Regions from separate parts of the Mus musculus genome. Here all the other regions are linked to region 2. Evidence: chromatin loops called from intact Hi-C (ENCODE). Cell type or tissue: heart. All regions are shown on one strand.

What was found. A loop is a pair of places that touch in the nucleus more often than their neighbours do. Peaks named below come from ENCODE experiments on the same cell type or tissue, not always from the same donor. Only the 100,000 strongest peaks of a DNase experiment are listed, where the experiment ranks them.
Region 1: a loop joins it to region 2, with 2.1 times the contacts of the local background. A loop is called at or near these places in 4 of 42 quality-filtered maps.
Region 3: it touches region 2 in a loop (5-fold over the local background); 2 of 42 quality-filtered maps call a loop at or near these places.

What each region holds. Positions count from the first base shown.
Region 1 is chr10:84,653,905-84,661,904 of GRCm38, forward strand. Polr3b (polymerase (RNA) III (DNA directed) polypeptide B) reads left to right here. Exons shown (of 28, transcript NM_027423.2): 12 at 2,041-2,175. Among named protein-coding and RNA genes, the nearest start is that of Gm17249, 35 kb to the left of the region's middle. In heart, a CTCF peak has its summit at 4,345; DNase peaks (open chromatin) are centred at 2,877 and 3,947; H3K27ac peaks cover 226 bases.
Region 2 is chr10:85,123,737-85,131,736 of GRCm38, forward strand. It overlaps Mterf2 (mitochondrial transcription termination factor 2), which reads right to left and starts at 4,291. Exons shown (of 3, transcript NM_028832.3): 1 at 4,226-4,291; 2 at 2,632-2,750. Cry1 (cryptochrome 1 (photolyase-like)) reads right to left here. Exons shown (of 13, transcript NM_007771.3): 13 at 7,964-8,000. In heart, a CTCF peak has its summit at 4,489; a DNase peak (open chromatin) is centred at 4,355; H3K4me3 peaks cover 1,800 bases; H3K27ac peaks cover 1,115 bases.
Region 3 is chr10:85,180,564-85,188,563 of GRCm38, forward strand. It overlaps Cry1 (cryptochrome 1 (photolyase-like)), which reads right to left and starts at 4,491. Exons shown (of 13, transcript NM_007771.3): 1 at 3,751-4,491. The coding sequence starts at 3,908. In heart, CTCF peaks have their summits at 3,288 (motif pointing right) and 5,444; DNase peaks (open chromatin) are centred at 3,918, 4,558, 4,808, 5,458 and 1 weaker place; H3K4me3 peaks cover 3,083 bases; H3K27ac peaks cover 1,919 bases.

The DNA.
Region 1 (8,000 bases), 470 kb before region 2:
AAAGCTTAACAGTTTTCAAATATTTTAAGACAGGTTTTTGATTTTGTTTTTAAATCCAAGTTAAAACTTTGGAAGCAATAAAGGAACGTAAGGTAATACCAAGGTAAAGCAGTGATATTTGTTGTTCCTCAAGACCCAGGCTCAAGAGCACCCCCTAGACAGCTGCCTGGGAACCAGTTAGCAATCGTGAAACTACCCTAGACCCAGGAGCCAGAAGCTCCAGAGTGAGCCTCAGGCTGGCCATATATATTTTCACAAGTCCCAGATGCCTGTGACACATACACAGATTTGAAAGCCTTCACCAGTAGGAGTGGTGAGATCCAAAAGGTCCCAGGGTTCTGTTGACATTGGTTGCAGCACGCTGTGCTCATTTTAGAGCTTGCTCACTTCAGGTCATTTGTGTTTCTGCCCCCCCCCCCCCCAAAGCATAGTCTCAGCTGCTGTTAGTTGTCCACAAGTCATGTCAACCATTAGAGTTGAGCCATCCCGCTTCCCATATAATTCTTTATGACATTAGCCCCGTGCTCAGAAGGGATTTCAGTTCAGGTCTAGTGTTGGGTTTCTAGGGGAGGTGGGTAAAATGAGTTACACAGCACAGCAGGAATGGTTGCTATGAATATTTATGTTTACTTTTGCCTCTAAGTCCACTAGTATTTATGTATGTGAAAGGGGAGTGTGAACTGGGCTTTGTTGAAGATTAAAAATATTATTGATAAAATCTTTATTTTTCTCATTGATAAGCAAAACAACCATTATCAGTTATTAAACAGCCAGAAGAGTTAGATGATCAATGCAACTTACCCAACATTAAGATCAGGAAAATAAAATGCAACAGAGTTTTGTAAATACTGAGAATATAAACTATTTATTATCATTGCGTAACAAAAAGCTTCAAACCTCAGTGGCAGAGTGTGACTGTGTTGTATCTTTTGGTCTGTGTTCACTCGCCTTTACCCAAAGAGAGAGGGATTTTTGTCGTGGGCCTGTCATGAAGTTGCAGATGGTAGCAGAGAGTGGTGTCCTGTGATAGTTTCCACCCTGCCTTCTCACTCATAGCAGAATGCACTGCTTTTCCACAGTGTCCTGGGCTTGCCCTCTGAAGACTCAGGGCTTGTGACAGGTAGTGAAAGTGCAGTGTAATTAAGGGTCAGCCTAGACCTAGGGTGGCATCATTTCTGCTATATCTCAGTCGGACTCACCACAGGCCAGTCCACAGTGGGCAGTGACTGCCTTTCACAGATGGCAGTGGCCGGCAGTCCACAGAGGACAGTGGCTGGCTTCCACAGTGGACAGTGGCTGGCAGTCCTCAGTGGGCAGTGGCTGGCAGTCCTCAGTGGGCAGTGGCTGGCAGTCTGCAGTGGGCAGTGGCTGAGTGGGCAGTGGCTGGCAGTCTGCAGTGGGCAGTGGCTGGCAGTCCTCAGTGGGCAGTGGCTGAGTGGACAGTGGCTGGCAGTCTGCAGTGGGCAGTGGCTGAGTGGGCAGTGGCTGGCAGTCCTCAGTGGGCAGTGGCTGGCAGTCCTCAGTGGGCAGTGGCTGAGTGGGCAGTGGCTGGCAGTCCTCAGTGGGCAGTGGCTGAGTGGACAGTGGCTGGCAGTCTGCAGTGGGCAGTGGCTGAGTGGGCAGTGGCTGGCAGTCCTCAGTGGGCAGTGGCTGGCAGTCCTCAGTGGGCAGTGGCTGAGTGGGCAGTGGCTGGCAGTCCTCAGTGGGCAGTGGCTGGCAGTCCTCAGTGGGCAGTGGCTGGCAGTCCTCAGTGGGCAGTGGCTGGCAGTCCGCAGTGGGCAGTGGCTGAGTGGGGAGCATGGAGGACATGGGCAGTGAAGCAGTTACTGTATCATCAAGGGAAATTGGCTCAGGCAGTAAATGCGGAGATGGAAAGCCTGTATACCTCTTGGGGTTTAGACAGCTGGGTTTCCTAATGTGGTGAGCATTATAACAGTGTGTCGCTTGCTTTTTGGGATGCACTAACAGTGACTCTTTTCTCGAGGCACTTTAATTTAGGATACATCGTCTCAAAATGTTTCTCCAATTTCTGATTTTCAGGTGAAGGAATTCAATTTCCGAGCTAAGTGTATCTACACTGCAGTGATGGTGCGAAGGGTGATCCTGGCCCAAGGAGATAACAAGGTCGATGACAGAGACTATTATGGCAACAAACGACTGGAATTGGCAGGACAGGTGCTTTAATGGTTTTCATGAAGAATTTTATTTTCTTTGATAAAATTAGTTTTGTTGTCATTTTAGATATGACCACATCCCAATCTAATAGAATCTGTGTGTAGTTTGAAGTATAATTTTTCACGCGTTACTTAGTTTTTTTTTTCTTACTGAGAAAAGTCTGTATTCTAAATATTCCTGTAATGTGTTGTTATATCTTGTGTTGAGATGTTTACCCCTGTTCCTTGTAATGTTGGAAATGAAGCGTGGCTTTAGGTGATATAATTTACTCAATTAACAAATGTTTCTTAGACACCTTCTGTTCCTGGCTTACTCCTCAGCGCTGGTGCTGGGTATACAGGAGGAAGATAGACAGACAGATGGAGGAGGTGTGTGTGTGTGTGTGTGTGTGTGTGTGTGTGTGTGTGTGTGTGTGAGAGAGAGAGAGAGAGAGAGAGAGAGAGAGAGAGAGAGAGAGATTGAGAGAGACAGACAGAGACAGACAGAGACAGAGAGAGAGAACCTGCTCACACTTGTGTGTACATTCAGGTGCCCACAGAGGCGCAAAGCCTTGAGTCCCCTGGAGTCACAGGTGGCTGTGAGCTGCCCTGTGTGAGGGCTGAGAATCCAACTGTTCTCTGCAAGAGCAACAAAGTCTCGCCCTCTGAGCCATCTCTCCAGCCCCAGCTCATCTATTAAAGCAGTGTGAGCTGATCAGCTGGGCAGAGATGGGCTTGCCAGAGTCCACACATTTGGAGTTCACTCTACATGTGGTATGAACTGGATTTTCAATTGCAGAGCAGGTTTGGGCCAAGAATGGGCTGGCCAGGGAGGTGAGAGCGGTGATCCAGGGGACGGATTGCCAGCTGGGAGGAAAACACATTCCACAGCTAAGACTGATTTTTTTTTTTTACTACTTGAGAGAGAGAGAGAGAGAGAGAGAGAGAGAGAGAGAGAGAGTGTGTGTGTGTGTGTGTGTGTGTGTGTGTGTGTGTGTGTGTGTATCATGAAGGTCCAAGGATAACTTGCAGAATGGTTCCCTCCTTCCATGATGTGGGTCCTGGGAATTGATCAGGCTTGGCAGCAAGTACCTTTACCCACTAAGCCATCTTTCTAGCCCCACGACTACATTGGAAAATTAGAATTCAGGAGTTAGAACAGTTTTGGGCTTGGGAAGAGTTGGGAATTGGGGAAGCTGTTTGGTTAAAGGTTAGCAGAGCAACTACTCACTCTGAAGGGATTCATGGTATTCCTGCTACTAATCCTCATTTCCACTATCTTTCTATTAAAAAAACCAAGCTGTTTAGTGAGTCCTTAAAAAATGGGTTGTTTCAAGGAATACAGAAGGGAGTCAGGAGGAGTGTAGAGAGGATATCCTGTTGCTTAAGAAATTAGAGTTACAAAGAGGACTCCCAGGAGCAAGAAAACATAGCTTAGTGAACAGTGTAAGCACAGAGCAGGTATTGTGTTGGCAAGAATGTGTAAAAACAATAGCTACTGGTGCCCACCCGTGGGATGAGGCCGGGAAATGGGCTTCAGCTTTAGATAACAGAGTTGTCTCCACTGGCCCAGTGAGCTTTCCCTCAGTCTGACTGTCACCAGAGGGTTGCCAGGCCGGCTGCCAGTAGGTGTTAGCAAAACCTACTGATTTCAGGCTTAATCTTTGCACCTACCTTTTCTTTTTTGGTAATGTGTTCATTATTTGTTGCACGTTACTCAGTTCTTTGTCTGCAATTTTTTTGTTTCTAAGGCAGCTTGCTTTGTATGGGAGAGATATGGAACAGCACCAAACCCAGCACCCTGGAAAGCCAGGGATTTCCATCCAGGGACAAAAGAATGCCGGCCTGACTTCAGAGATTGCCTAATCCCAGCTGTTCTGATAATGTAATTAAGGCTGCCTAATGTCTTTAATTTTGCAACCAGTTTGTGTGAAAAGGAGAATTTGGCACTCTGAAGGCTTAAACACTAAATAGCAATCTCAAGGCGCCTAATTAGAATTCTCTGACATTAAGCTAATTGGTGAAACTGTATTTCAACGGCTTAACTTCTTTATTAATTTTTTTTAGCATTTTCATTGAAAATCAATTGATGAGCTGTCAGCAGTTTTCCCTTAAATATGATTTTCTCAATGGTGCGTCTGCCTTCAGCGGGAGGAAAGGCCTCGGTGAGAAGTGTTGAATGTTAGCGCCACTTCCTACCCTGGTGCTCATTTCACTTCCGACCCAGATCTTGTGCTTCATTGTACGGCTTAGCCCTGCAGCCTCTCCTTGCTCTGGTAACTGGACAGCATTATTTCTCTAGAGTTGAAACTTTAGGAGAGGAGAAATGTATTCCTGTAACAGTTTTGTTGAATATGGGTTCCTATTCATTAGTGCTTAGCACTGAGGACGTTTTCTTGTGTTTGAATCAGGAGGCCACAAAAGATTCAGCTGGGATCCCAAAACACTTTTTCATAATTTGAGACAAAAGCAGCTAAGTGGAAGGGGCTAATTAAACGGCGCGCTGGGCTCTGCGGCCTGGGTAAGGGCACTTGATTCTGTTCAGGATGCTTATGCAGGTTCCGTTGCACTGCCCACAGGAAGTGGCGGGAGCGGCTTCTCTCGCCCCTCACCCCCTCACCCCCTGCACCTGCTTCCACTCCCACGTTCTTTCTTCCCAGGAGTGAAGCTGCCGGGCTGACTGTAAGAAAGGATTAAGTGCTCAGAGAGGAAGTTTTCTTTTAGAACACTTTTGTAAATGCAAGTCCAGGACCCTGGCTTCCTGATCTGCAGGCCTGGCTTTAGTAGAAAAGTAGATGGATGTGTCCAACTTAAGAGGGAGGGCATTTAAAAATGCTCCAACTTAGGGAAGTTGTCCTGCAGTTAAGGAAGACTTGGTTGTTTGGATTAACTCTTCATTCAGAGCCACAAGCCTGCTTGCCTGTTGTAAACCCTCAGGAGTATAGTCGGGCGGGGTTCAGGGAAACCGGCTTCAATGTTTTCAGTGAATCTCAGAGTCCTCTTTAAGTGAAGCCATTGAAGTGTTCTGCTGATTTACCTAAGTCACACACAGATCTGTTGAATTTTTTTTCTTCTGTTAATAAAAGGAAAACTTACATGGAAAATGGGAACATAATTGTGAATAGAGATTGGTGTTTGTAATATCCACTGTATTTATTATTGAAGAAGTATGCCAGCTCTTTTCTAGTATAATAGCTACCTAGTCTTTTCTGTCTGTGAACTTTGGATTCCGATAGTTTGGTTCTCTGTTTCTTGCTCTAAGCAGCAGCTCTGTTTTCTTAGACCTCACAGTTTGTGTGTCAGGCATTCAGGTGGAACTGGGCTTTATACCTGTGTCATGTGCTGCTGGTGGAGGACAGCCATTGGTTATCTAGTAGATGACTAGAGGGTGTGCTGAAGGGCAAGGCCCAGTGGGGATGCGACCTCTCAGGGCTGTGACTTTCTGGTGGCTTCACAGTCTGAGTCCATGTTCTCATGGGCAAGACTAAAACTTAAGGCCTAGACGCATGAGGCACACTGTATCAAAATGGTCACAAGCCCTGTCCATATTTATGTTCCAGGGGCACATGCCCTATACCACATACAGTTTTTATAGTTCAGGGCTACCCAGAGATTGGGGCAAAGTTTATTTCTATAGTCTGGAGTGGCTCCTTGTGGCTCTCCTGTCGCTCCCACTCTCTAGCTGTTTATATCTATTACCTGGGATTGTATTTTCTCTGGTTTTTCATCCAGTAAAACCAAGAGGAGAAGCGAGCGAGTCCCGGGTGGGAGGGAGGAGAGTCTCTGCAGTTAAGCTCCTCATCTTGATCCATTTCATAGTGTGGCTCACTCCTAGGTGAAAAGTCTTAAACTAGAAATGTAGCCAGTTTTTGCCTGCCAGTGCCTTCAAAGGTGACAATGGCCTCCTTATTCAGACGTGCTCTGTCTGCAGGCAAGTCTGTCAGGGGCTGCTTACCCTCTAGTTCTGAAACAACCATCTTACATGGTTTTAGCGCTCCCTATTCCAGCCATTTTCTTGGCTTTCAGGACCAAAGTATGTGAACTTGGTTATTTAATAGCACTTATTTTAATGTAATTACATAAAAAATTAAAGATATACACATAGACGTTGTGAAGAATACAGATAAAATGAACACTGAAAGCTTCCTTAGCTTGGCCTGTCGCCAGCACCATTCCGTTTACCTATTGCTCATCTCTCCTCTCTCTGCTCTTAGAGACATTTCCTTTTGTCATTGCTTGATTTATTACAGTGGTTCTTTTGTTTTCAAGGTTCGTTTCTATGATCTTTAAGTTTGCATATGTATGTGAGCATGTGCACATAAGCACAGATGCACATGGAGGCTGCACACTCTAGATCCCCTGCCGCTGGAGCTCCAGAGCAGTGTGAGCTGCTGGTTCTGGGTGCTGGGACCCTGGTCCCCTGGAAGGGCAGCACCCTGCTCTTAGCTGTTGGGTCGTGCCTCTGGCCCTGATTGCAGAGTTTAAAACCTTTCATTATAATATATGTTTTGTTTATTTTTGAGCTTTATAAAATAAATTTATATCTTATAATTTATTTTTAAGATTCAGTAGTATTATATATCACCATAGTACATTTTTATTTCTGTATTATATTCCATGAAATACACTGTTCTGCCCTGTGTACCAGTCAAGAACTTTGTATATTTCCCTTTTCCTTATCCTATAATCTTGTTCTTCCCATTTCTGCTTCCTAGCAGGAGGACTGCGTTCCTGGAGTCAGTTGCCAGTGTGTGTACATTGCCTTGCTGATCATTCCTGGTCCTCTCCACCATGGCTCCTGCCCTGACTTTTATGTGTTTGTCTTTCTGGTGGTTTCAGAGTAACGCTTTGAGCCCTTAATTGGCATTCCGTACTTGCTTAATGAGATTATGCTCTTTATCTGTTGTTGTGTTGCCTCTGCTTTGAAATAGCTTGTTTGCATTTTGCTCAAGGAGACATTTTTGTATGTTTTAGGTCCTGTTTTTAACCAATTATATATGCTATAGCTATCATCTGTCTCCTAGTGTAAGTTGTTGTTATTGCTCTTCTTCTTTTGTTTGTTTGTTTTTTGAGACAGGGTTTCTCTGTGTAGCCTCAGCTGTCCTGAAACTCACTCTTATAGACCAGGTGAGACTCAAACTCAGAACTCAGAGATCTGCCTGCATCCTCCTCCTGAGTGCTTGGATTAAAGGCCTGCACGTTTTTTTTTTTTTTCTTTTTTTAACTTCCTGATACCTTTTGGCATGTACGAATTTGTGGTCAGCCTTGCTCACTCTGCTTTTTAGTGTTTTGTGGTTTTTGTTTGTGAAATAAACATCTTTGGCATTTGTTCTTCACACAATTCTGTATGGTGAAAAGAACCCCAGTTCAGGGCTGGGAATTTATCTTAATTGGTAGAGTGTCTGCCTAGCTCACCTATAGTCCTGGGTTCAGTCCCAGGATCACAATAACACAGTGTGGTAGTGCATTGCCTATAACCTTGGGAGGTGGAGGGTCAGAAGTTCAAGGTCAGGGGCTGGAAAGGTGGTTCAGAGGTTAAGAGCATTACCTGCTCTTCCAGAGAACCGAGATTTGATCCCCAGCTTCCATGGCATGACTCACAACTGTCTGTAAATCCAGTTCCAGGGTTTCCAACATTCTCTCTGGCTTCAGTGGGCAACAGACACTTATGTAGTGCACAGACACACATGCAGACAAAATAAAAGTAAAATAAACTTTTTAAGAGTTCAAATTCATACATACTATATATAGAGCAAGATTAGAAGCCAGCCTGACACCCTGCTTTAAAAAGAAGGAAGGAGGAGGAAGGTAAAGATGAGGATGATGGTGGTGATGATGATGATTGTC
Region 2 (8,000 bases):
TAAGTGTGGTGTTAGAGTGCTGGAGAAGGTGGAAGGAACACCATTCAGGATGGGTGTGCTGCCTGCAGCTCTTACTGTTGAGTAGCTGTGTCATTTGCAGTTTTGTTATATGCTGAGCACCTGTCTGCCTGCATTTCATGTGTGCCCTTTGAAGGTTCTGGAATTCGAGAGAGAGGGCTGGAGAGCCTACACCTACAGCCATGAAACCACGTCTCAGATGCCCCCCCCCCCCTTAAAGAGAGCACCAGCATAGAAATGATTCTTCTGTTGTTCTGCAGTGTGGAAAACAACTCACTGGTGAAGCGCTTTGTCACTGAGGCAGACCTTTGTCACTGAGGCAGACCTTTGTCACTGAGGCAGACCTTTGGCTTATATGTTATTTTTAGCCTTTCTTCTCTTTGCCTTTTTGTCCTTGATACATCATAAAAATTAACATGTGTAAACTTTTATTATATAAGGAAAACAACTTAGTTTTTCTAGAATTGGCATTCCATTCTTTGATTCATTTTTAGTAGTTATCACTTTTTTGAGGTGGGGAAGAAGAGGAGGAAGAAGAAAAAGGAGGAGGGAGAGGAAGAAATAGGAGGAGGGAGAGGAAGAAGAGGAGGAAGAGAAGGAAGAGGAGGAGACAGAGGTTGAGATCTTCCATTGTAGTGCCATCTATTTTGGCTCCCAAATGGCTGGTGTCACAGGCATGAGTTAGAGTTGTCACTTTTTAACAAGTCATGGTAAGATGTTAATAAAGGCATGGTAGTATCTGGACCATTATCAAGTATATAGTTCAGTGGCATAGGGGACTTTGACAACACTGTACAACTATAAACCACTACATATAAGACTTCCTGTCAAACACAAACTCTATGTTCATCAAACAGGGTGCATAACTCTTCACTCCTGCCACGACACCTGGAAAGCTCTACTCCGCTGTTTCCATGTATCTTCTAGATAGGTCATGTGAGTGAAATAAACCATCCAACACATTTTTAAAATGCTTGGCTTATTCCATTTAGTGTAATGCTTTCAAAGTCCATGTTGTAGCAAGTGTCAGAACAAGGCACATTTATTCACAGTGGACTTGTATGCATGTGTGTGTGTGTGTAGAGGTGCACACCTGAGGTAGTCAGAGGACAACTCAGTAGGGTTGGTTTTCTCTTTGCACGTTTATGTAAATTCTGGATTGAACTCATGAGGCTGGCTCAGCAAGTACCCTGCTTGCTTAGACATCTTACCAGCCAATTTCTTAAAATAAGACAATAAGTGTGCTGCTTGATAGCATTTTCCTCAAACAGAATTGTTTTAAACATGAAGCCAGGCCTCTTAGACCCACTGCTTTATCAAATAAGTTTATGTGACCCTCCGCATCCTTTGCTATCATCTTCACCAAGAATGGATTTCACCTCAAGTAACCACTCCCCAGTCATCCAGGCAGGAAGCAAGTCCACATCTGCTAAAGTTTGATCTGGTGACCGAACGATATAGTCACATCAAGGCGTCTATCTCTAATCCTGCTTCTGTCACATTCTGTATTTCTTTCCAAGATTCCCCTCAAAGGCACTTGTGAGGGCTGAAATCCGCTCCCTCCAACTCCCATAATGCTGATGTCTTGGCCCCGCCCACACACGTCGTCAACAGCAGCTGGAGTAGTGATTCCTCCACACAGATTTTCAATGGACTCTGCCCATATCCTGGGACTTTGTACGTCAACAAGGAAATGAAAGAAAAGCCATCAAGACAGGCAGCAGGTAAAGGTGCTGTCGCCAAGGCTACTGCTCTGACTTTAGTCCAGAAACGAACGTGATGGAATGAGAGGACTGACTTCTGCACGTTGTCCTCCGACCTCCATACATGCACCACTTTGGCACACACCTCCCCACCACCCCTAAATATCTTTTCACCTTATTAAGAAAGGCCAACTCTCCCCACCCAACACATAATCTATAAAGAGCAATAAAGATAATCAAGTGAGGTCACATTCACATTTATGCCTTAAACAGTTGCACCCACCTCTCTTTTTCTGCATTTCTGATATCACTGCTCTTCCCCTCCGTCTCCTTTGTTCTGTCCTCTTAGCTGATCCATGCAGATTCTCCTTCCTCTTCTATTTCACAACTCTCAATAAAGGCAACTTCCCTGCTATCAGAGCTAATGAGTAGTTTCAATTCCTACTTTTCTGGACTTTTGTAGCATCCAGCAGCGTTTGACCATTTGTTTTTCAAAACAGTCTCTTGTCTGACTTCCAAAGTGCTCCCCTCTTCTTGCTCTCCCCACCACTCCCCTCTGGCCACCCCTTCTCTGTCTCCTCTACAGGTGCATCTTTAGGCTTGGTAGCCTGAAATTCCAGCACTAGGAAGGCTGACGCATAAGTTTTAGGTCAGCCTGGTCTACCTAGAGTATTTTTAAGCCAGTTTGGACTGTAAAGTAACAACTTGTTTAAAAAAAAAAAAAACCCAAAATATTATAATTAAAGAAATGAGAGAGACCATGAATTTGAGAGAGAATAATGGAGTGTGTGTGTACTTGGGAAGTGTAAATGATGTAATTGTATTTTAATTAAAAGCATTAGAAATGAATGAGTTTTTCTAGTGAAAAACAAACAAATGTACAAACAAATAAATATGCTTTCCTTCTTACCTTATAGTCTCTCCTGAGCGATTTTGTCCTTCTCCAGGGCTTCAGTCAGTCCATTTAGGACTCCTCTGTAGCTTCTAAAATGTGATTCTGTCACCTCTCTGCAATAGACCTCAGTGGCACTTTAGGACAGACATACAATAATTTGTAGAAAAGACTTTCTGCCACCTGAATTCCCATCTCCCTTCCTCACAAACCAGTCACTTCTCAGTCCCGGCGGACTCTGTTCCCACTACATAGTCTCCAAAGACTGTGCTTTTGTCAATCAACTCTCAGAAGTAAGCGTCACTTTCTTAAGGAAATGCCTCTGATGTTTCAGAATAGATGAAGCCCCATGTCCCCTTTAAGGGTGTTTACGGCACCATGGACTGCAATGCTCCACCTGGGATGGCTGTGACCCCTCACGTTTCTGCTTCACTATCCCACACAACCCACTTTGCAGCACCGTGTTCTAATGAACTGTCTCCCTGCCCTTCATGGGCTGCCATCACTGACTCTGGGAAAGAGAGGGGCAGGCAGTTCCCGGTGTGTTTTTTTACTTTATAGTAATATTTATCAATTGTCCATTCAACTTGTAGGGTTTTTTTGTTTGTTTTTTTGTTTGTTTGTTTGTTTTAAGCTCAGGCTGCTGTCAGGATGGTAGGCACTAGCTCTCCTGGCCAAACATTTCATATTTCTGTTGGGATCACAGACCATCTGAGAACTTGAGAGTTACAGACTTTACAAAAAAAAAATAAGGAAGGCCCACACCTTTTTCACTTCAGAAATGGCGTTAGCAAGAACTATGAGCAGCCCATAGTGACTGTGTATGCAGGGGAGAGCCGAGACTGAATACTGTTATTTCCTGTAATGAGCAAACAAAGAACACGATGCACAAGGCAATAACAGCAAATTAACAAATCAGGCTATGAAACAATGCAGAGGGCAAAAGTGAGTTACTTTAGCGCAGCTACACTGCCTTGGAATTAATCTCCAATTAGCTGTGACTTTTTAGGAAGTAATATCACCTTTCTGTGTGGGCAGTGTGGGCATCAGGAACATGGGGACGCTATTCCTTGGTGAAAGATCATGTTAAACGAGTTAATAGTAGTTCAGAGTATTAAAAAACAAAACAAAGCCCTCACATCTACTCCTCATTAAACCATAGTTCCCCTTAAAGATGAGGCCAGGATGCAGGTGTAGCTTGCCCAAGGCTGCCCACCTAAGAATGGCAGTCCTCTTAGCCTTGTGTCCTATGTACAATGATGCTCTTGCTAAAAAGGTCACATAGTCTGCTCTCTTATGCAATCCTCTCAAGCAATCCTGAGGTGAGAAATACATTTTTATAATTAAAACAGTCCTCTCAATAAAACCAATTAAGTTCTGATCTGACAGTTTCAAGTGAATTCCAATTTGTAGGCAAAGAACCACAAAGTTGGTCAGAGGAAGGGCCCTGCCAGGACCGCTACCGTGGCCTCTTATTTACGTGTGCAGCCTCCTTTTTTCAGTGCTCCGAGGTGGAGTGCCTGTGTGGACGTTCTCGGTGGGCAGCTGCTAACCCTGACCCCGGTAGGCAGGCTTGAGGCTCAGCCAGAGCTGGAGAAATAGGGTGGCTTACCTGTGGGCAGCAGTCCAAGCACAGCGGAGAGACCTTGGGCGTTGAGCTAAGTTCCCACCCTGTTCCGCAGGCCTCTCCACTCAGGAAACAGATCCTAGGTAACTGGCAGGGCTTCGCCTTGGCTGGTAACCAATCAGAGCTCGAGAAACTGATGTGCAGGAAGTCACGCCTCCATCCCGAGCGTAGCCAATTAGAACACTGTGTACAGGCTCCCGTGGGAATAAGTGAGCCACACTACAGGGTCTATTGCCACCAGTGCCACCTGGCGCTTCTGTCTCAGCAAACTCTGGTGGTTCAGTCTCTTTGTCCCTTAGAGAACGTTACAACTCGTTGAGAGAAAGAGGCAGGGAGGAGGGGCAGATCAGAACCTGTTGTCTGTAATGTGGAGCCATTCAGAATTCTCAAGTTTAAAACTTTGAAACCTGACCTGTCCAAACAAAACAAACCCCTCACATCTGCGGTAAACACCAGGTCTGATTCCCTAAATGCCATTCATCCTTTTTACCCCTAGATGACTTTGCCCAAATACTGCTAAACTGCCTTTTGCTTTACATTCTAAGTTATTCGTGATGCCCACACTCATAAACCAGCCAACCAAAAGCCAGAATCTTTTTCATCCATCCTTCAGATAAATATTTACAGGCTGCCGCCTCAGCACCAAGCATGCGGAACTGCAGCGCTAGGACCTTGGACAGGGCAACAGGAACTGAAACACATTAACGTGGTAACCACAATGAGAGTGAAGTGCTACCCAGGAAAGAGTCCCCTGTGCCCACCCTGTGCTGTATGCAGTTAGAGCAAGGAAAATGGTGTTTCCTAGGCTGATAGCCCGCCTCGTTACCTTTCTAAGGGTCTCTCACTCAGGTTGACACCTCCCCTTCATGTGGAGTGGAGGCTCCTGATTATGTCCTTAGCTAAGAACAATGCTTGATCCACAGTTAAGAACTCCAGAATGTTAATCATATCTGAAAACAGCCGTGTGGTTTACACTTTGTGGGCTTTAGAGGAACAGAGTCCTGACTCCTAAAGATCAGTTCTGATCCTCAGGCTACTCCGGAATTAACTGAGCAGCTACTACCTAGATGAGTAGGTGATCTATGTCCAATAACCCTTCTTAGCACATCAACACTCTATTCATGGATTTTACTGCACACTTTCTTACAAAAATTTGGGATTCATGGTTAAGATGTGCTATCCTCACTTGGGAAAAGGAAACTACAGTCAAGTATAGAAAAGGAATAAGTGGTCACATCGCAGCATGGGGAAGGATTAGACAAAGACAGCCTGGAATTACACAGTAATCTAGGCCAGTTTTGTTTAGTTTCAGGCACTGTCTCAAAAGCCAACCCACACCCCCCATCAGACAATTGAAAAAAAAAGGGGGGGAAGAAAGAAAGTTATAGGTGTTAAAGTCAAGACTTGGAATTGCATGCTGTGCAATCACTTGTTAGGAGAGGGACGCAGAACTGAGAATCATGGTGTGGGAAGCTTGCACCAAGGCTCCACACAACCTGTGCACTGTGATCAAAAGTAGCTGCTAACTCAGCCACACTGACTGTGGCCAGTGACTGGGCTCAGACTTTGCCATCTTCTTACAGTGCGTTTCTAGGGCCTGACACTCAGAAAAAACCTTAGGAGGAACAGGTGATGAGACTACTACTATGTATATTTTCCTAAAGAAAACTACAAAAATCAAACAATTCTGAAGTCTCTATAAGAAATAAAGTTATACTGGGTATAGTGGTTTGAATGAGAATGGTCCCCACAGGCTTGTTTGAATACTTGGGCCCCAGCTGGTGGAGCTGTTTGGGAAGGATGAAGAGGCGTGGCCTTGTTGCAGGAGATGCTTTGAGGTTCTTGCCATTCCTGGGCTCCCTCTTGAGTCTCTCAGTTATGGACTGAGGTGTGAGAACTCAGGTGTTCCGTGCTCTGTGATCATGAACTCTGTCTGAAATACCCACATTAAATTCTTTTATAAGCTGCACTGATGCTTTATCACAGTAACAGAAAAGTAACTAAACAATGGTTATCATTCTTGTACATGTAAAAGTCACTGCTTTAAGGGCATGAGAAAAACATAAGGAAGCTGCAAGTTAATCCAAAAGCATGGCTCCTTCAATTTCTCAGTGCGCAGTAGTAAGAACGCAAGGAGTCAGGAAGCTGGCTGCTTCGTATGCCTTTCCTTTCCTAACAATCTACGGTACTTCTAGTCCACACTCAATTTAAAACACATGACCTCTTCTCTTTCTTCTCCTGGTGCTGCCAGAATTTTTACCTCACCTGTATTATGCTTTCTCTTAAACTCTAATAAAATTGTTCTTAAACTAAAAGAAAGCCAATTATTATTATCATTATCATTATTGTTATTAATTTATTTTAAGGAAGGATTTCTCTGTGTAGCCCTGGCTGTCTTGAAACTCACTCTATAGACTAGGCTGGCCTTGAACTCAGAGATTCACCTGCCTCTGGAATCAAAGGTATGTACCACCACACCTGGCTTAAATATTTTTAATACTTCAACCTCTGGTAGGACTTTGATGACTTAATTCAGCTTATTAGGGGGAGAATACCGTATTCAAGATAGTGTCAAACTGCAACTCTGATTCATACCCGGACTTCTTTACCTTTAGTGACTCCTTTGGGCAGCTTTCAGGCAATCTCTGGAGAGAGAACATGTCACCCAACACCCAGCTGCCCACATGGGCGAACTGTTCCTATGCCAAGAGGAGTTTATATCAGCAATGAGTCTGCTCCCCCTGGACAGTGATGACTCTCAGGCCTATGACTTGCAGCTCTGTGTAATACAATCAGGTCCACACTGATCAGGAATTAGTGAAAGACAACTGGAACATCTTGCCATTCTTATTGTTGGAATCTATCAAGTATTATTAATTTGTTATCCAGTTTATATTTTAAAAATGCCTGTCATATAAAAACATGTTTCTGTTTTCTAAGTCAAACTTATACTTTTAGTTACCTTTACAATAAAACTATACTGATTTTGTGTGTGTGTGTGTGTGTGTGTGTGTGTCTGTCTGTCTGTCTGTCTGTCTGTGTATGTGGTAGTGATGATTGAATGTAGGGCCTTCCTTACACATTCTAGGCAAATGCCCTATTATGATCCAGCCCCTATATACTGAGTCATACATAAATGCCCCACTATACTGAGTGTCACTATTGAGGACAGCAAAATGAAAAGCCAATAGTTAGTCAATATAACCTTTAGTATGAATGCCTAATCAGCTCAGCAAGAAGAGTGACAGTGAGAACAGTGGCAGCTAGCTTATGTAACCCAGGGCACATGCAGCCTGCAGCTGACACATACTGGGTGAAGTTGTATGCCCTACAGAACTAAGAGCACTTCACATGAAACTGGTCTCTGAAGCAGATACTGTCCTTCCTCCCATTTAAGTTGGAAAACTCAAGACAGAAAGGTAAAGTCTTGTCTAAGATCTCAAAGCTACTAATTGGAAGGCTTTGATTTTGAACCCACACTCTTAGCTGCTGCCTCACACGGGCTGACTTACAGACACAGACCCATTATGTGAGAACACAGAAACCAGACTGGAAAGCTGCCTTCCAGATAATTCGAAAGATACTATCTGCTAGTCAGAGTACCTATTCTTTCATTCAGAATGGTGACAGACACATGCCTTCTATATTTGTAATCTAGTCATGCCTCACATAACAATCTCTTACCAAGCAAACAAAATGAGAAATGAACACAAGTACACGAGATTCCATATTTGCATATACTTTAATAACAAAGTCACGG
Region 3 (8,000 bases), 57 kb after region 2:
CATTCTTGAAATGATTCTAAGGTGTATTATCTCAGAAGTGCTGCTGTGCTCTATTTAAGGAAGCTCAGTGTGGTCTCCTTAGATTCTTGCTGTGCTCAGGGACCACCTGTACAGCAGTGACTTAGCCCTTCTCAGAGCCCTCGAAGTGCTGCTGCTTCCTCTGAGCTAGGTCTGGCTATATCCCTGTTGTAGAGTTATCAGACTGGGCCATCACACGACCTCACAAGACCTGGCTATTACCATTCCTCCTGGAGAAAGAGTAGGGCTCACAAGGCTCATGAGACCCTCACCAGGCCATCCTCTTTCTGAGGATGCTGTCTGATTTGACCATGCTCCAACAGGCGGGATCTGGAGAGAAGCCTTTCCTTGTTCTGTCACTGCCCTTCCTGAGATGTCAGTAGATGTTCCTTTACCTCTCTCTGGGAAAAGTCACTCAACAAACCTAACTATGAAACTATGTGGACCCTGGACCTCATGCTTTTTGTAAAGGTACTCTTTTTAATAATACTGTTATTTATTATTTTTATAGGAGGTTGTCCACCCTCTCTCCCTTCCTCCTCTCTTCTTGCTTTTCTTCCTTTCCTTTCCTTTCCTTTCCTTTCCTTTCCCTTCCTTTCTTTCTATAGCATCTTGCAATGGAGCACAGGTTATCCTCCTGAGCCCTGGGATTACAGATGTGTAAGAGATTACATCATGTCAAGTAATGACCAGCAAAATAGAAAAAGTTAGCAAACCTTAGACCCAAAAAAGAGAAAAATCCAATTGTCTATTAAGAAAATGAGAACAGAACTACAGAACTAACAACTGTGGTAATTAAAATTTAAATTAATTTAAATGTGCTATGTTTTTCAGTAATATATGTAAGGACAGAAGTTGTAGACTAGAGACATTTGAAAATATATGGATAATAAAGTTAAATAATCAAACTAGTAAAGTGTATCGAAGATGACCTACATGTTTCTTTTTCTCTTTTTTCTTTCTTTCTTTTTCTTTTTCTTTCTTTTTTTTTTTTGAGACAGGGTTTCTCTGTGTAGCCCTGGCTGTCCTGGAACTTACTCTGTAGACAAGGCTGGCCTCAAACTCAGAAATACGCCTACCTCTGCCTCCTAAGTACTGGGATTAAAGGCGTGCACCACCACTGCCCAGCTGATCTACATGTTTCTTATTGAAATCATATACTAGAAAGTAAAATGGGCAAGTATGCAGGCACATTTGTAAATTTAGTTCTTAGTACATTAGTAGATGAAGAGGTCTTATATGTGATATTACACCTGCTGTGGTCTGAATGTTGATTTCCATTCCCAGAATTCTTACGATAAAACCTAATCTCCAAAGTGATGTTATCATGGGACAATCAAGTTAGGAGAGTTCTACCCTCACCAGTGTGATTATTCCCAAGGTCAGACCTGTGAGAATCTTTTCAGTTCTTCCACAATCTAAGAGCACATAGAGCATGTATCTACGAAGTGAAATGCCCTTACTAGAGATCAGATGTACCAGTGCTTTGATCGCAAACTTCTCAGCCTCTAGTACTGAGAGAAATATGTCTTTTATTTGTAAATTACTCAATCTAAGGTGTTCTGTTACAGCAGCCAAACCAAGTAATGACACCAAATATTCATTTACAAAAGCTTCCTAAGAAGGTCTAAGACGCAATGATGAGCAAGTGGTTTCAGAGCTCAGAAGTCTCTGTATCATCCTACACTGGGTAATGAAGGTACCACAGGGAAAAGTGACATCTGGGCTGAGTTTCGAAGAGATAAGTAGACTTCTGAAAGCTCACAGTTAGCAGGGCAGTGGTGGCGCACACCTTTAATCCCGGCACTCGGGAGGCAGAGGCAGGTGGATTTCTGAGTTTGAGGCCAGCCTGGTCTACAGAGTGAGTTCCAGGACAGCCGGGGCTATACAGAGAAACCCTGTCTCAAAAAAAAAGAAAAAAAACAACAACAACATCAACAACAACAACAAAAAAAAAACAAAACAAACCAAAAAACAACCAAACAATAACAACAAAACCCCTCACAGTTTAATAGCTATTCATGGAGGTTTTCTGACAAAAACCTTCCAGTAAGTTTTAATCACCTCTGTGCCCACTGAGATACCCTCCTGACTCCCCAGGACTAAGTCACCACTAACCTGCTCTCCATCCCTGTGTACTTGCCCATTGTGGATAGTTCATATAAGCACAATCATCAAGTATGAAGTTTTATGACAGCTTCTTTCAGCTAACATGCTCTCATGGTTCACCTACACATTTCATGGCATTTATCAGTATCTCATTCCTTCATGGCCAAGCAAGTAACTGGTGCATGGATACACACAACAGGAGGCCCATTAATCAGCCGGTTGGCACGAGGGCTGTTTTCACCTGTTGACTGTGATAATACAGCTCTTTTTGTTCCGCTCAACCCCACAACCAACTTGCCGGCACATCCACACAAGCCATTCTCCAAGCTTGCACCCGGAAATGAACGTCTCCTAAGCGGTGTCCACACTTCTTATCCAGCTTCAATGCCCGATCAGTCACGTTCTCAGAATCCCAACCAAAGAAGGTTTTTTTTCTAACTTACGTTAGATGACATCACTTCTCTGCTAATACCCTTGTACTGCAGTCATTTCCACTCTCCTGGGGTAAAGTCACAGACCTTAGTGACGGCGCATAAAGCTCTAGAATCTGGCCCCCGTTACAACTATAACTTCATCACCTAGTACTTTCCCCCAGAGGTTTTGCTCGTCATTCTGGCTGGCTGTTCCTTCCAAAGATCAAACCCATTCTCACCTCAGGACCTTTCCCTGGAATGTTCTTCCCTTAGACAGCTGCATCCCATGTCTTCAAATCGGCGACCACTTTCTCCACACATCCTAGCTGTGGTAACTTCCAGTGAGCTACATCCCCAGCTAATTAACATTGTTTTAAATTGTGTCCCCATCCCTATTCCTGTTTACCTCGTCTTTTCTTTGCAACACGTCTCATCTCCAAAAGGACTACATACGTATTTTTTTCTTGGACATATGCCTGAAGAGGGCAGACTTCTCGTTCACAGCTCTATCCCTCATATCCAAAGACACGGCTGGCACATAAGCTATCAATATTATCTGCTGAACTAATGCTTTCGTTTCATTCCGCCACACAATCGTCTATCCTGTTTTCCCAGGCACAGCTCACAAAATGTCCGGAGGATTTCTTCCAGTCGCAATTCCCTAGAAGGATTATACTTTGCCTCGAAAGAAAAACTGTGCTTTGTCTTGTCAACCACAAGGAGGAGTTGAGAGAGAGAGTTGGGAAACCAGCTAATTCTTTCCCTTGCTTTTCCTCCTCTAACCTCAAGGGGGAAGAAAGCTGGATCCGGAGCCCGCTATAATAAATGAATGGTTTTTCTCCACACTATGAGTTACCTAGACACACACGTCAACATTAAAGATTACAACCCTTTCGGAGGCCTAAGATATCAAGGCCATTATGATCTGGGAGTGTTTAATTCTCCTCCTAGTTATTTCTCGCAAATCAGGGAAGGCGTTCCCATCAACACAGACACATAACTTACCGGTAAAAGCTAAAGTGTTTCAGGGTCGTCAATAATCTCTACTACTAAGTCTGTACTATTTAATATTGACCACATCTACAATTCTTTAACGATGTAGGCAATTCGGTCCCTGGACTAAAACCAAATCTCAGATCTGACACTAACGCATCGACACCCGACTCGCGCACACCGCGATCGATTGATTTCCCAAGCGCTTCGGACTCACCGCCACCTGTTGATGCCCACGTTGGAAGAGCCGGCGAACCAGGGGTCGAGGATATAGACGCAGCGGATGGTGTCGGCGCCCTGGATGCACTCCTTCAGGGCGGGGTTGTCGTGGAGCCGGAGTCCCTTTCGGAACCAGTGCACGGCGTTCACCCCCATGCTCGGGGCGCGGCGGGTCACCCCGACTTCCTCTACCGAGAGCTTCAAGGGAGGGAAGCCGGGCTCATAACCGACACCTGCGCTTCCAAGAAAACCTCCTCACCCGAGGAGTGGGGAAAGGGCTGCAGAGAGGGGACGGGAGGAGGCGACGCCGAGGCGGGGCGCGGAGGTGGCGAGCGCGCAGCTGGCAGATGAATGGAGGCTGCCGAGGCGCCGGGATCCACGCGCGACGTCCTTCAGGAGCCCGCGCCCAGCGTCCGGAGGACACGCATACCTTCCAGGGCCTGAGACCCCCGGAGCGCAAGCGAGCGCGCGGGGCCCGAGCCGCCACGACGGCCCGAGCTGGTCGCAGCAGCCCCGGGAGGCTCGTCACGGAAACCTCGCCCAACCGAGGCGACCCGCGAGGAGACGGTGGCGCGCCCGAGGCGGCCTCCACGAACGGACACGAGCTCACGCGGCCTCCGCGCGACGCGGCCTGTGCGTCCCGGAGTGGGCAGCGAGCTCGGAGAGCGCGGGCTAGAGCTCCAGGCCGCGGGACGCTCGCCTGCCGGTCACCGGTCCCGAGGCTGCCCGGGTGACTCCGCCGCGTCAGCGGCCTCCGCCCCGCCCCCGGCTTCTCATTGGGCGGCATGCACCCCACGTGACCACCGGCACCTCACGTTTCTGAAGTGTGTTTACTACACTGGCTCAGACCCCCGCGTGCGCCGCCGCGCCCGGTGCTTCGGGACCGGTTGCGATCGCTGGGCGCTCACGACCTGAGTTCTCGCGTGGGATCCGGACTCGCAGCCTCTGCGGGTCTCCTGAGCCCCAGGCCGCTCGCGGGGGCCACAGGCCGCGAGAAGGGGGAGGAGGCATAGTTCTGCTCCCGGGGCCGGGAGCCGCCTCCATTGGCCGAGGCTCGCGGGGACCCGGATGAGCACGGGGCTGCGGGGAGCTCGCGGGCGCGCGCTCTGCCGGGCACGGCGCGCGTGCGCTGCGCTCTCGCGGTGGAAGAGAAGAGGCTAGGACGCGGGAGCGCGCCCAGGGCTCTTCCTATGGGTTGTGTGGAAGGTCTGAAGCCAGTTCCGTGTGCCCTGAGAGTTATTGCTGGGCTGGGTGAGAGGCAACCGAGGCACAGTCCTGCCTCTCACCCAGCTTCAATCAGGTGTTAATCGGAGTCCCCTGCTCTGAAAGGAGCAGAAATCACGCCGTTAGCCTTTTTTACTGTTTGGGGCGGGCACCTTTGCCCAAGCTCTGGAGAAGACAGGTCCGATCTCAGATATTCAGCATTTCATAATACTGTAGATACATCGTCAATTTATCAACTCTAATCTATTACATGAAGTGTAGTTTAGAAGGTATTTTGATTAGGTTTTTGGGCTTTTTGCTTTGCTTTTTTTTTTTTTTTTTTTTTTTTTCTTCAACTGAAGTTAAATGGGAAGAGGAACCTTAATTGTAGTAAAGACTTCCATCAGGTTGCCTGTAGGGAAGTCTGGGCACTTTCTTGATTAATGAGTGATGTGGAAGGACCCGACCAGTGTGTGTGGCGCCACCATTAGGCTGGTAGCCCTAGGCGGGTTGTATATGGAAGCAGGCTGAGGAAGCCACAGGGAACCAAAACGGCTTTCCTCCATGGCTTCTGCTTCAGCCCTCTATCTCCAGGTTTCTGCTTTGAATTTCTGCCCTGACTTCTCCCCACGATGGATTATTAACTGTAAACGGCAACAAACCCCTTCCTTCCTGGCCAAGTTGCTTTTGCTCATGATGTTTTATCAAAGCAATTGAAGTCTAATGAGAACACAGGGCCACATGTGCATCTTTACCAGACTTCCTAGCCATAACCTACAGGCCATGCCTTAGACATACAATGCCCTTTTTGTTGAGACGGGGTCTCGCGGAGCCCTGGCTTACCTTGAACCTGCTGTGTAACTGAAGATGGCTCTTGGTTTTGCTCTTATCCCTGAGTCCTAGCATCACCTATGTGCATATATTCATCCAGGGTTATTTATGTATTTATTTATGGAGACAGTATATCATTAAGCATCTAGGCTGCCCTTAACTCACTTTGCAGCTCAGGAAAGCCTCAAAGTGAGCTTTGGATACCCCTTGCCTCAGCTTCAGGAACACCTGGTGTCCTAGGCCGGTGCATCCAGGGCCAGAATAGCAGCCGCTTATTGAATGAAGCAGGTGTGTTCCAAAGAGATGACATGCAAACCTAACCACAAAACCCCAGCCCCCTAGTGGAGTTTATTATCTGTTTCTTATTCTTTATATGTGCTGGGTTTTCCTCTGATAGAGGAATGCTCTTTGGGATCTACATTAACCTTTGAACTACTAAAGTATGTCTCCTCATACTGTAGCTTCAGACCCAAATAAAAGGCTCCCTAATTTTTGAAAATATTCTTTACCTCTAGTACAAATATAGCGTCTCCTGCCTCCTGGGGCCCTCCAAGCACATGTGTGATACATCACTTGTGGCTTTGTTACAAAGACTAATAAAAACTTCTTATAATACCCATCTATGGGCTGGAGAGATGGCTCAGCGGTTAAGAACACTGACTGTACTTCTAGAGGTCCCGAGTTCAATTTCCAGCAACCACATGGTGGCTCACTACCATCTGTAATAAGAACTGACACCCTCTTCTGGTGTGTCTGAAGATAGTGACTGTACTCATAAGCATAAAATAAATAAATAAATAAATAAATAAATAAATCTTAAGAAAAGAAGTTTTTTTTTTAAAAAAAATACCTAACTATATTGCTTCATAAATACCAATACTTACCACTATATAAAAAAGTCTCTGTGTCCCTTCGAAGTGAAACTTCTCAAGGACAAGGTCTCTGCGTCCAACTTTATTTTTGTGTGCCATCAATACTCAGTATAGATCTTCACATGTGTAACTGAGTGAGTGTTCATTGATCAATAGATGAAGGATCAAATGAAGGAAGAGTTGTGGGGCACCCGTATGTCTGGCAAAGTTAAAAGGAGGAAAGTACAATGATAGTTACAGTGTCTCCTTCAAATTCTTACAACGCCCCTTTACTTGTGAAAAAGGTCACATTTGGAAACAAGATCTTTAAAGATAATCAATTTAAGATGAGGTAATTATTAAGCTGTTCCCTAATCCAATGTGACAAGTACCCTCCAATAAAAGGTAAGTTTGGGCATGAAGACAGACATGCGTGAAGATTGAAATTATAGCGAGCCACAAAGCAAGGGACTAGCAGACACCAGCAGAAACCTGGGACAGACTTTTCCTTAGTGCCAACATGGCTCTCTGGAGGCCTGCCTGGACTTCTGGCCTCTAGAACTGACACAATCAATCCCTGCTGCCCAATAAGCAGCACTTTATTATAGCAGCTCTAACAAATGACAGAAGGAAACTAGCTTCAGTAATGTAGGGAGCCATTGTCTGAATGGTCCTCTCTATCTCCGCTTTGGCCGCTGGAGTAGGAGCTTCCCCTTTTCTCTCAGTTTCTTCAGAAAGATTTGAAAGTATGTGCAGGAAAACCATAGAGACTTAGCACGTAGTCCCTTGTTGTAGAGAGGCACAATTATTCTGTGCTCACTCCCGGGACCTTCTGAGTCTCTCAGCACCTGTGCAGGAGGCCTGGGAATGGAGCTGTGTCTCCACTTGGATTGTGTTGTATTCCAGGACTCTATTTTTGTTTGTTTTTTTTTTTTTTTTTTTAAGATACAGTCTCTTGTTTTCAGCAGTTTGAAAGGAAGCAGACTGTGTCTAAAGATGTAAAAACTGTTTTCAAGCATCCAGATGAGATGGTAGGAAGAGAAAATTGATCTGTGTAGTGTTGGCTTCTGCTTATGTGGTTGTTCATTCAATGAAGATAAATTTTTAAACAGTGCGTAGGTGGTTCTGTAACTTTAATATTGAAGAATTAATCTGTTATAAAAGCACATCAAGAGTGCATTCCTCAAATACAACAGGGTTTTAGTGGCACATAGAGCGTGACTTTAGTACATTTGGATCGGGGGGTGGGGGTGGGAACTGTCATTTAATGGCAACTACAACTTATTGATCATTTAGTACGTGCTATGTCCTATATACAGCATATCAGTAATATTTGTGATTTTTTTCCTCTGTAGCATGTTTT